Regions from separate parts of the Homo sapiens genome. Here region 1 is linked to region 2. The links are chromatin loops, found by intact Hi-C in ENCODE. Cell type or tissue: heart left ventricle. All regions are shown on one strand. Links, peaks and the distances in the headings refer to the core of each region. The heading gives the core; the rest is flanking DNA.

What was found. Peaks named below come from ENCODE experiments on the same cell type or tissue, not always from the same donor. Only the 100,000 strongest peaks of a DNase experiment are listed, where the experiment ranks them.
Region 1: it touches region 2 in a loop (3-fold over the local background); 1 of 110 quality-filtered maps calls a loop at or near these places.

The regions. Positions count from the first base shown.
Region 1 is chr16:19,734,424-19,740,339 of GRCh38, forward strand. It overlaps IQCK (IQ motif containing K), which reads left to right. Exons shown (of 9, transcript NM_153208.3): 4 at 930-1,027. Among named protein-coding and RNA genes, the nearest start is that of IQCK, 19 kb to the left of the region's middle. In heart left ventricle, for the core only: no CTCF peak of the experiment used is centred there; no DNase peak of the experiment used is centred there.
Region 2 is chr16:19,644,196-19,648,195 of GRCh38, forward strand. It overlaps VPS35L (VPS35 endosomal protein sorting factor like), which reads left to right. Exons shown (of 31, transcript NM_020314.7): 23 at 691-754; 24 at 3,589-3,687. Among named protein-coding and RNA genes, the nearest start is that of KNOP1, 72 kb to the right of the region's middle. In heart left ventricle, for the core only: no CTCF peak of the experiment used is centred there; DNase peaks (open chromatin) are centred at 1,006 and 1,646; H3K4me3 peaks cover 782 bases; H3K27ac peaks cover 1,400 bases.

The DNA.
Region 1 (5,916 bases), core at 1,073-5,072, 91 kb after region 2:
CACTCCAGCCTGGGCAACAGACTAAGACTCCATCACAAAAAAAAAAAAAAAAAAAATTATCCAGGCATGGTGGTGCACACTGATAACCCTAGCTACTTGGGAGGCTGAGGCAGGAGAATCGCTTGCACTCGGGAAGCGGAGGTTGCAGTGAGCTGAGATCGCACCACTGCGTTCCAGCCTGGGTGACAGAGCGAGAAAAAAAAAAAAATTAGCTGGGTGTGGTGGCAGGTACTTGCAGTCTCAGCTATTTGGGAGGCTAAGGTGGGAAGATTGCTTGAGCCTGAGAGGTCCAGGATGCAGTGAGCTATGATTGTGCCACTGCACTCCAGCCTGGGCGACAGAGTGAGACTCTGTCTCAAAAAAAAAAAAAAAAAGTAAAAAGTAGAAGAAAACATCATCATGCTTCCCTGCTTTGTGTGTGGAAGCAGGGGTGTATACTGCAGATCTGAGTCGTAGTTCCTTGGGCCCTCCCTGGTACCAGACCCTCTCCTACTGGTTTGTTCTGTGCCTTCTGCATGCCTTGGGCCTTGGCTAACGACTGCCTTTATTACTGTGACCCTAAGCCCTTACCCATTATACTCTGACTCCCAATTCCTCTCTGCTCCCATTTCCTACCACACTCCCCTTGTTTTTGTCCCTCCGGCCACACTGGGCCCCTTGCTATTCCTGCTTTGGGGCCATAACAAGCTGGTGGACCTGGCCTTATGTAGGATACTTCCTACATCTTCACCAGACTATAGAGGCTCAGAGGGACATTTTAAGTTACTTTAGTTATACAGCCCAGCTCTGTAGTCTGGAGCAAAATATAACATCTAAGATCATGTGATTGAATGGACAGTACCTTTTTCTGGCTCAAAAGTAAACATTTCTCCCAGATTGGCTCGGGCCACTGGGGATTTGCAGGGGGAATTTTTGTTTGTTTGTTTTAGGTTCTCCCAAAGAATATTTGGAAACTTTCATCTTTCCTGTTCTGCTTCCCGGAATGGCTAGCCTGCTTCACCAAGCGAAGAAAGAAAAATGTTTTGAGGTCAGTTGTTTGGCAGGATTTCTTTATTTTGAGATTCTCAATCATTCATTATTATCAGATGATAGCTCATTATCTTGGTACCATCAGGTTGTTCTCCAGATGACCCCTTCGGGAGGGAAAGCCTGTGTTTGGGGTCACTTACCCAGTTCCAGCCACACCATCTAGTTGTGCACATACATGCGCTGCCATCTGTCTGGCCACTTGGACTCCGGAGAGCTTTTCCGCCTTGCTTGGCCTCCTGCCTGCCCTTCTCCTGTGCAGTTTGGCATCCACCAGGTTTCTTGGGTCTTCAGCTTCTGTTTATTACATGCACTGATTAAAGCTCTCCTTGGCCGGGCACGGTGGCCCATGCCTATAATCCCAGCACTTTGGGAAGCTGAGGTGGGAGGATCACTTGATGCCAGGAGCTCAAGACCACTGGGCAACATAGTGAGACCCCCATCTCTAAAAAAAATTTTTTTTTAAATTAGCTAGGTGTGGTGGCGCATACCTGTAGCCTCAGCTACTCAAGAGGCTGAGGCAGGAAGGCCCCTTGAGGCCCAAAGTTTGAGGTTGCAGTGATCCATGATCACGTCACTGCACTCCAGCCTGGGCAATAGCAAGACCCTCAACTCAAAAAAAAAATCCCACAGAACTCTGCTTACTTCTTACTTGGCTCTAGATTGATTGTTCCCCCTGGCATCTCTCTACTCCATGCCAACTGTCATGAATGTAAACTGCTCGCAGAGAGTCTTGGAACACAGTAAGTGCTCAGTAAATAACATTAACATCACACTGCAGAGAATCAGCTTCTCTGCAGGGAAGTTTTAGTTTAGTATCTTTTTTCTTTTTGAGACAGGGTCTTGCTCTGTTTTCAGGCTGGGGTGCAGTGGCGTAATCATGGCACACTGCAGCCTCAACCTCCAGGGCTCAGTTGATCCTCCCACCTCAGCTTCCTGAGCAGCTGGGACTACGGGTATGCACCACCACGCCTGACTGATTGATTGATTGATTGATTGATTGTAGATACTGGGCAAAAACTCAGTGAACTCGGTAGAAACCGAGTTCCGATGCTGGCCTACACCCACGCGGATACCCTTAGAGGCTCCCTCTTTTCCGTAGTTCACGGGATACTTTGGGTGTATGTGTTCCCTGCACAGTTTTGAATTCTAGAATTTTGGATGATCCAGATGAAGAGAGTAAAATTACAACATTTATTATTGACCAGGCACTCGCTCTGTGCCAGGCACTTTGCTGAGTGCTGCATCTTCCATTATTGCAGTTGCTCTCCCCAGCCATGTGAGCTTCCTTCTATTATTATTATCTGCACTCTGCAGAGGAGAAAATGGAGGGACACAGAGGCCTGAAATGTGATCAAGGGTGAATGGCAGAGTTAGGACTCAAATCCAGATTAAATGATTCAAAATGATACTAAAGGCCGGGCACAGTGGCTCATGCCCATAATCCCAGCACTTTGGGAGGCCAAGGCAGAAGGATTGTCTGAGCCCAGGAGTTCGAGACCAGCCTGGGCAACAAAGTGAGACCCGGTATTTACAAAAAAAAAAAAAAAAAGAAAAAGAAAATTAGCCAGGCATGGTGGTGCATACCTGTAGTCCCAGCTGCTCATGGGGCTGAGATGGGAGGATCAACTGAGCCCTGGAAGTTGAGGCTGCAGTGTGCCATGATCATGCCACTGCACCCCAGCCTGGAAACAGAGCAAGACCCTGTCTCCAAAAGAAAAAAAAGATACTAAAAAAGTCGGCAGTAATTACAGTGTAAACCCCAATGAGGTTGACACATCCTAGGGTCTATAAAATTATCCATAGTTAATGATATCACCCAACTAGTTGCCCTTCAGCACAGGGTCCCCATCTGAGAACTGCCTACTGCCGTGCTGGTACTTCTATATACTGAGGAAATAAGGTTTTCCCATGTTCTAGCAAATACCCGATGTTTCCTCAGCAATGCCTTCACAGTATCCTGCCCCACTTGCCTCTTAATCACTCCATATTATACCTCCCCCTAATTGCCTGCCACTTAATTTGCTCAGCATAACATTCCTTTGACAGGCGTCACCATGACAGTTGTGTCTTTACTTGAGGCAGAAATGGATGATGAGACATTGATCAGAATTTGGGTAGCACGCTTAGGAAGGAAGAATTTGGGATACACCTCTGGGCCGTGGTTCACCATTTGACAACAGTAGATCCACATAACGAAGTCACTAGCCCTCAGCCTAGCTTTCAAGGCTCTGCCTAGTTCATGTGTTCATTGGTTCCTTCCTTCCTTTCTCCCTCCGTCTCTCCCCCGCAGTGCTCCCCTTCCCGATGGTACCCTCCACCCAAGCAGAACCACTCGAAGTTCGCTGCACCAACCCCCACCTCACGGCCTCTGTGCATCTGCTTCTGCTTTTTTTAGAAAAAAAATCCCTGAGCTCCTCTTCTCTGCATATTTAACTTCTACTTGTTTTTCCAAACTCAGCTCCATAACTTCTCTCTGAAGCTTCCAGTTCCCTGCTGGGCTCAAACTAGAAGTAATTGATCCCAACTCTCAGATTTCAGAGTATTTCATCTGTTCCTCATTTTATGGCAAATTAAGACATCCTTAATTAAGACATTCTTAGCCCACATATACTTAATTTTATGCATGTCTGTCTCCCCCTGTATTTTAAGTTCCTTGGGGACAGATTCTCTGATTTATTTTTATATCTTTAGTCAATGCTACCCAATGCCTAGCACATGGTGAACATAGAGTTGGCCCTTGATAAATATTAAATAAGTGAATGCATGATTATACACCAGGGAATGTCACTATTACTATGTCTTTGACCAAAACCCAGCTTCCTTCTATCTGGGAAGGCTGTTCTATTGGACTCATCCCTGGAGAAATTCCCTGGAGGGGTGAGGAAAGAAGATATGCTTCTATTTCATGAGTTTAGTTGATGGAGGAGAACAGTGAGGGGCAAATGACACAGTCTGACCCCCCCCACCTCATATATTAATTATGCAAATAATTAGTAAATTGGGCCTTGATTTATAGCGCAGCAGTTAAGAGCAACACTTGAGTCAAAGTTACCTGATTTTGAAGTCCACCTCCATCCCAGCTGGCAGCATAGCCCAGGACAAGTCATTTCATCTTTCTGAGCCATTATCACTTCCTTCCATGTAAAATGAGGCTGATCATAGCACCTGCTCATGGGATTATTATGCCGATGAAATGAGGTAGCTCATGTAAAGTACTTAGGCCAGTCCCTGGAACCTAGGAAGAACTCAATACATGTTAACTTATTTATCTCAGTGATACAGTGGTACAGGTACTTCCCAGATATTGTGGGTTACACCTGCTACCTGAGTGGTGTCACTCTTGTTCCTTCGCCATCTAGAGTCCTTATTCAGGACTTGGTCCCAGTTCCCAGAAAAACCATCCAATTCCACAGTGATCTCGCAAGGAGGGTTTGTTTTATGGGTTCTCTCATGGGAAGGTGGGGAAGAGGGTTGTGTTGGCACTTATCAAGCAATACTTCGTTAGTCCTCTCTGGAAGCATTTCTCACCCTCTGGGAACCCCCTCCCCATGCTCCCTCTGCAGACCCCTTTTGGATCCTGAACAATTCAGCTGTGGCTCTCAGCTTGCATGGCCCACTCAGCAAGGCCAAGCCCAGCATGCAGCTTTCCCTCCTCTCTTAAATGCAATTCAGCTATCATGTAGCCCTTGCAGGTGGAACTGGGGGTGGGGGCTTCACATCTCTCACCCCAACAAAGACACAGTTGTAAGGTTTTCCTCATATTGCTTTGTCAGAAATCCTAGTTTTGACACATAGGCCTGGTGAATTCAAATCTGGGGACCTCAGTCCCCACTCTTTCTCCTGATGTGCTACTACAGTCATGGTTGTCATATTGAACCTGGGAAGACCATAATGATCAGATCCCTTATTTTCACTAACAAGAGAGGGCACTCTGCTGATGAGAACTGTAAACAAAAAAGCTGGTAAAATAAAGTCAATGATTCAGGTACTGATGATTAAATCCAGGTAATTGCTCTCCTGTCACCTGTGGTTTGAGTACTGGTATGATAATCATCAGAAATTATATCAAAAGTCAGAGAAGACCCAGTGTGGTGGCTCATGCCTATAATCCCAGCACCTTGGGAGGCTGAGGCGTGTGGATCACTGGAGCTTAGGAGTTTGAGACCACCCTGGGTAACATGCCAAAACCCCATCTCTACAAAAAATACGAAAATTAGCTGGGCATGGTGGCACATGCCTGTGGTTCCAGTTACTTGGGAGGCTGAGGTGGGAGAATCACTTGAACCCTGGAAGTTGAGTCTGCAGTGAACCATGATGGCGCCACTGCACTCCAGCTTGGTTGACAGAGTGAGACCCTGTCTCAAAAAAAAAAAGAGGAGCCCTCTCATTGATTTATTGCCCGTTGTGCGTCAGCACTGGCATCCTATGCACCATCTTGTTTCACCCTTACAATAACCTTCTGAACCAGATCTTCTTTTTCATCACCTCCCTTTTACCAAGGATGGCCCTGGGACACAGAGAAGTTGAGCATTACTCAAGGTCACCTAGTAAGCAACAGACAGCACACATCTCCAACCAAGGCCCAGATGATCCTGAAGCCTGGGTTTCCATCCCTCCTAGTAAATGGGAGTTGGAGGCTGTCCTCAAAATAGCTCCCAGAGATACTGATTTTTTTTCATTCATAGCTATTTTCTGAAGAACAGACTGCTTACTTGCCTTCAGTTATCAAATTTAAACGGCTTCTAATTCTTATCTGTTTTTTCATTTGCTCACTTGGCTTTTCCTGACAATTTAATTCTTGTCCACTACTCATAACTGACCTTCCCCCATCATCTGTGTTTTGACTACTGCTATGATCATCATCAGAAATTGTATCAAATTGTGGTG
Region 2 (4,000 bases), core at 1-4,000:
TATATTTGTGTTACATTTTCTATTAAATAGAAGCAACTGAGACCTGAGATTTACTTTACAATGTATCAAAAAAATAAGATGGATTGATGGATGGAGAGGGGAATGGATAATTATGTGTAAAACAAGTAAAATGGTGATGGCAGGATTTCGATGGTGTATGGGTGTTTACTGGAAAATTCTTTCAACTTTGCTGTACATTGGAAATATTTCTGTTTCCTTTTTGGGGAGAACGGGGTCTCGTCATGTTGCCCAGGTTGATCTCCAACTCCTAGGCTCAAACGAACCTGCTACCTCTGCCTTCCTAAGTGCTGGGATTACAGGTGTGAACCAGCACACCCCGCTGGAGATTTTTTAAATAAAATATTCAATGAAATTTCCCTGAAATACAAAATTTGACATTAGACCTTGCTGCCCAAGTTCCAAAGAAGTGAAAGTTACCTTTTCTTTTCTTGTTAATAAATCTATCTTGAGAACAGCATATTTGAGGGAGATGAGAAACATATTTAAATTATGTTAATTGTGATTATGTATTTTTATCAAAGGAAAAATAAGCAGCCTGTTGGCAGTTTTTTAAATCTAGAAAATGCAAAATGTTCTTACCTGTTAAATTACTTACCCCTTGTGTATTTTTTTCTTTAGAAACTTTCATCTATTACCTCCGTGTTAATTATGTACAATTATTGATTTTAGTGCACTCACTCTTGAGGATGAGAAAAGAATGCTGTCATATTTGATTAATGGATTTATAAAAATGGTAAGTATTAGGGAAGAAGTTTCAGTGCACTTGGAAGTGTGATGTAATTGTTTATCCTTATGTTGGCGAAAGCAGTTAACATTATGTTCTCTGGTGCTTTTCATTCTTAGTGAGATAAAATGAAATTAGAAAACATCTTACATTAGCCAGGACTCCCCTGGGGGCAAAGAGAGCCAAGACAAACTGGCTTAAGAGGAAAAAGGTGGGGGGCGGGAGGGTGATGGGAGGAGGGATTTCTTGGCTCATGTGACAAAAAGTCCAGGGGCTGGAACTCTCCAAAGCAGCAGCCGGGCTCAGGGTCTCCGGGATGTCATCAGGACCTGCCTTCCCTGTCTTTTTTCTTTTTTTTTTTTTTTTTGAGATGGAGTCTCGCTCTGTCGCCCAGGCTGGAGTGCAGTGGCGCGATCTCAGCTCACTGCAAGCTCCGCCTCCCGGGTTCACGCCATTCTCCTGCCTCAGCCTCCCGAGTAGCTGGGACTACAGGCGCCCGGCACCACGCCCGGCTAATTTTTTGTATTTTTAGTAGAGACGGGGTTTCACTGTGTTAGCCAGGATGGTCTCGATCTGCTGACCTCGTAATCCGCCCGCCTCGGCCTCCCAAAGTGCTGGGATTACAGGCGTGAGCCACTGCACCCAGCCCCCTGTCTGTCTTTAGCCCTGGGCTCTGCCCTGTTGGCCTCCGGCTCAGCTGGGCTTGCCCCACCAGAGCTCCAGGTTTCCATCCCCCCCAGCTCTGCAGCCCAGCAGGTGGGATTCCAGCAAAGTCCTGGGATTGAGTCTCTTTGGATTAACATGGGTCGTGGCCCCAAGCACACCTGGGTGACCTGAGTCAGGAGGGCCGAGAGTGGAAAGAAGGTGTGTCCTGAAGCAGCTGATGCAGATCATCAGACGGTGATGGAAACTATGCCGGGCAGGCAAAACGCCAGATATCCACTCCCCATCTGTTTTACTTATCTACTGCTGAGTAACAGCTCATCCCAAAACTTAGTGGCTTTAAATAACAGGGCTTTTTTTTGCTGTTTTTTTTGGGGGGGTCGAGACAGGGGTTTCCAACTCCTGGTTTCAAACAATCCTCCAGCCTTGGCCTCCCACAGTGTTGGGATTACAGGCCTGAGCCACTGCGCCCAGCATGAGTTTTTTATTAGTTCTCAAACTCTGCGGATCAGCTTGGTAACCAGGCTGCTACAGGGAGTGTGGTGTGGCACTGGCGTGGCACGATTGGGCTGGAGGATCCACAGTGGCCTTGTTCCCTTCTCCAGGGTTTTGGTGCTGGATATGGGCTGGGGCATCTTGGTTTTCTTCCATGTCCTCTCTTTCTCACCACTGTTCTCAGTCAGTGATTCCAGTTGAGCTCTCTTACTTGGTGCTGCCTTCTATGAAGGCACAGACAGAAGCAGCAAGGCATTTTAAGGCCAAGGCTTAGAAATCACACAGTGAGGCCAGGCGCGGTGGCTCACATCTGTAATCCCAGCACTTTGGGAGGCTGAGGCAGGTGGATCACCTGCGGTCAGGTCGAGACCAGCCTCACCAACATGGTGAAACCCTGTCTCTGCTAAAAATACAAAATTAGCCGGGTGTTGTGGTGCATGCCTGTAATCCCAGCTACTCGGGAGGCTGAGGCAGGAGAATCGCTTGAACCCGGGAGGCAGAGGTTGCGGTGAGCCAAGACCATGCCACTGCACTCCAGCCTGGGCAACAGAGCAAAACTCTGTCTTGGGAAAAAAAAAAAAGAAATCACACAGTAAACCCCTGCCATATTCTACTGCAATCTGTGGGTCAAAGCAAATCACAGTCTTGAGGGGACCCAGTCTGGAGGGGAAGAGGCTCTGCCTTTTGATGGGGGGTAGTCCACAGAGACATTGCAGAAGGGCAAGCACAGTGGGAAGGTTTCCTGCAGCCTCCTTTGGGAACATCCCACCATTATACTATCCCAGCCTGAACAGTCTTCACCTTCATTCTGGGTGCTCTAAGCCAAAACACCAACTGCTGCAAATATCTTCTATTTTAATAGAAAAGTCAGGACCAAAGCTGACTGAGATGAAAATGACGAGATCACTTTGAAAATAACCTTGAAATTCTGACTTGTTCAATAGTGCGGGTTGATTAGTCTACCTGACTCTGCGGGTAAAATATCAATTTTGATGAAAATTCAGGATTAGCCTTTCAATTCCCGTGTTAGGAAACAGACATATGGATTTTCCCAAGTCGCTCTCCTTTGCCCTTGCTTTTTGTACTCATCATGTGGTATTTATCTTTTTACGGCATTGTCTGAAAGTTACCAAGTTATTATGGAAAAGAATATAAGGAAATCAGATATGAAACATGATAGCTGTAATGGAAATGGCAATGTTAAACCTCATCTGGACAAAAATGATTGATGTACAGTAAAGTTTTTCTTACTAACCAGCTATTCATAAATTTGAAGAAATAGGAGAAGAGAGGATGTTTAATGGTGGAAAAACTTCCATCTATGGCTTCTGTAGCCACCAGTGAGCTGCCAAGGTTGGGTCCCCATCAGGAAGCAGAAAGGTGTGACTGTTACGATGGCAAACCTTCTGACAAGGGGCCCCCAATAACCACATTTATGTTCTGTGAAAAGGCCACAGCTGACAAACAATATCCCATTATTCCCTTTCCAGTGGTTTCCTTCAGAGTCTGGAAAATTCTGCTTACACTCTGAGCTTCTGTTTTATACCCTTCGACTTCTTAGGTTCTAGTCCAGTGCCCACGTCATAAAGATGAGGTGGCAATAATAATATTTCAGTCATACCATGTGCCTGCGTTCTCTCTAAAAATACCACTGTCCCTTTCAGCGTCTTTCTCCTTGATTCTAGGTTTCCTTTGGCCGTGATTTTGAACAACAGCTGAGTTTTTATGTTGAGTCCAGGTCGATGTTTTGCAATCTGGAGCCTGTTCTTGTGCAGTTGATTCATGTAAGTATTTTCATTCATTAGTTTCTTCTCTCAGTAAATATTTATTGATCATCTACATCCCAATCATTTATTTTGATTTTATTTTATTAGAGACAGGGTCTCACTCTGTCACCCAGGCTAGAGTGCAGTGGCGCAATCATAGCTCACTGTAGCCTTGAACTCCTGGGCTCAAGCAATTCTCCCTGTCTCAGCCTCCTGAGTAGCTGGGACTACCAGCTCAAGCCACGATGCCCAGCTATTTTAAATTTTGTTTTGTGTTGTTTTTTGAGAGATGGGGTCTCTGTGTTGCCCAGGCTGGTCTCAAATTCCTCAC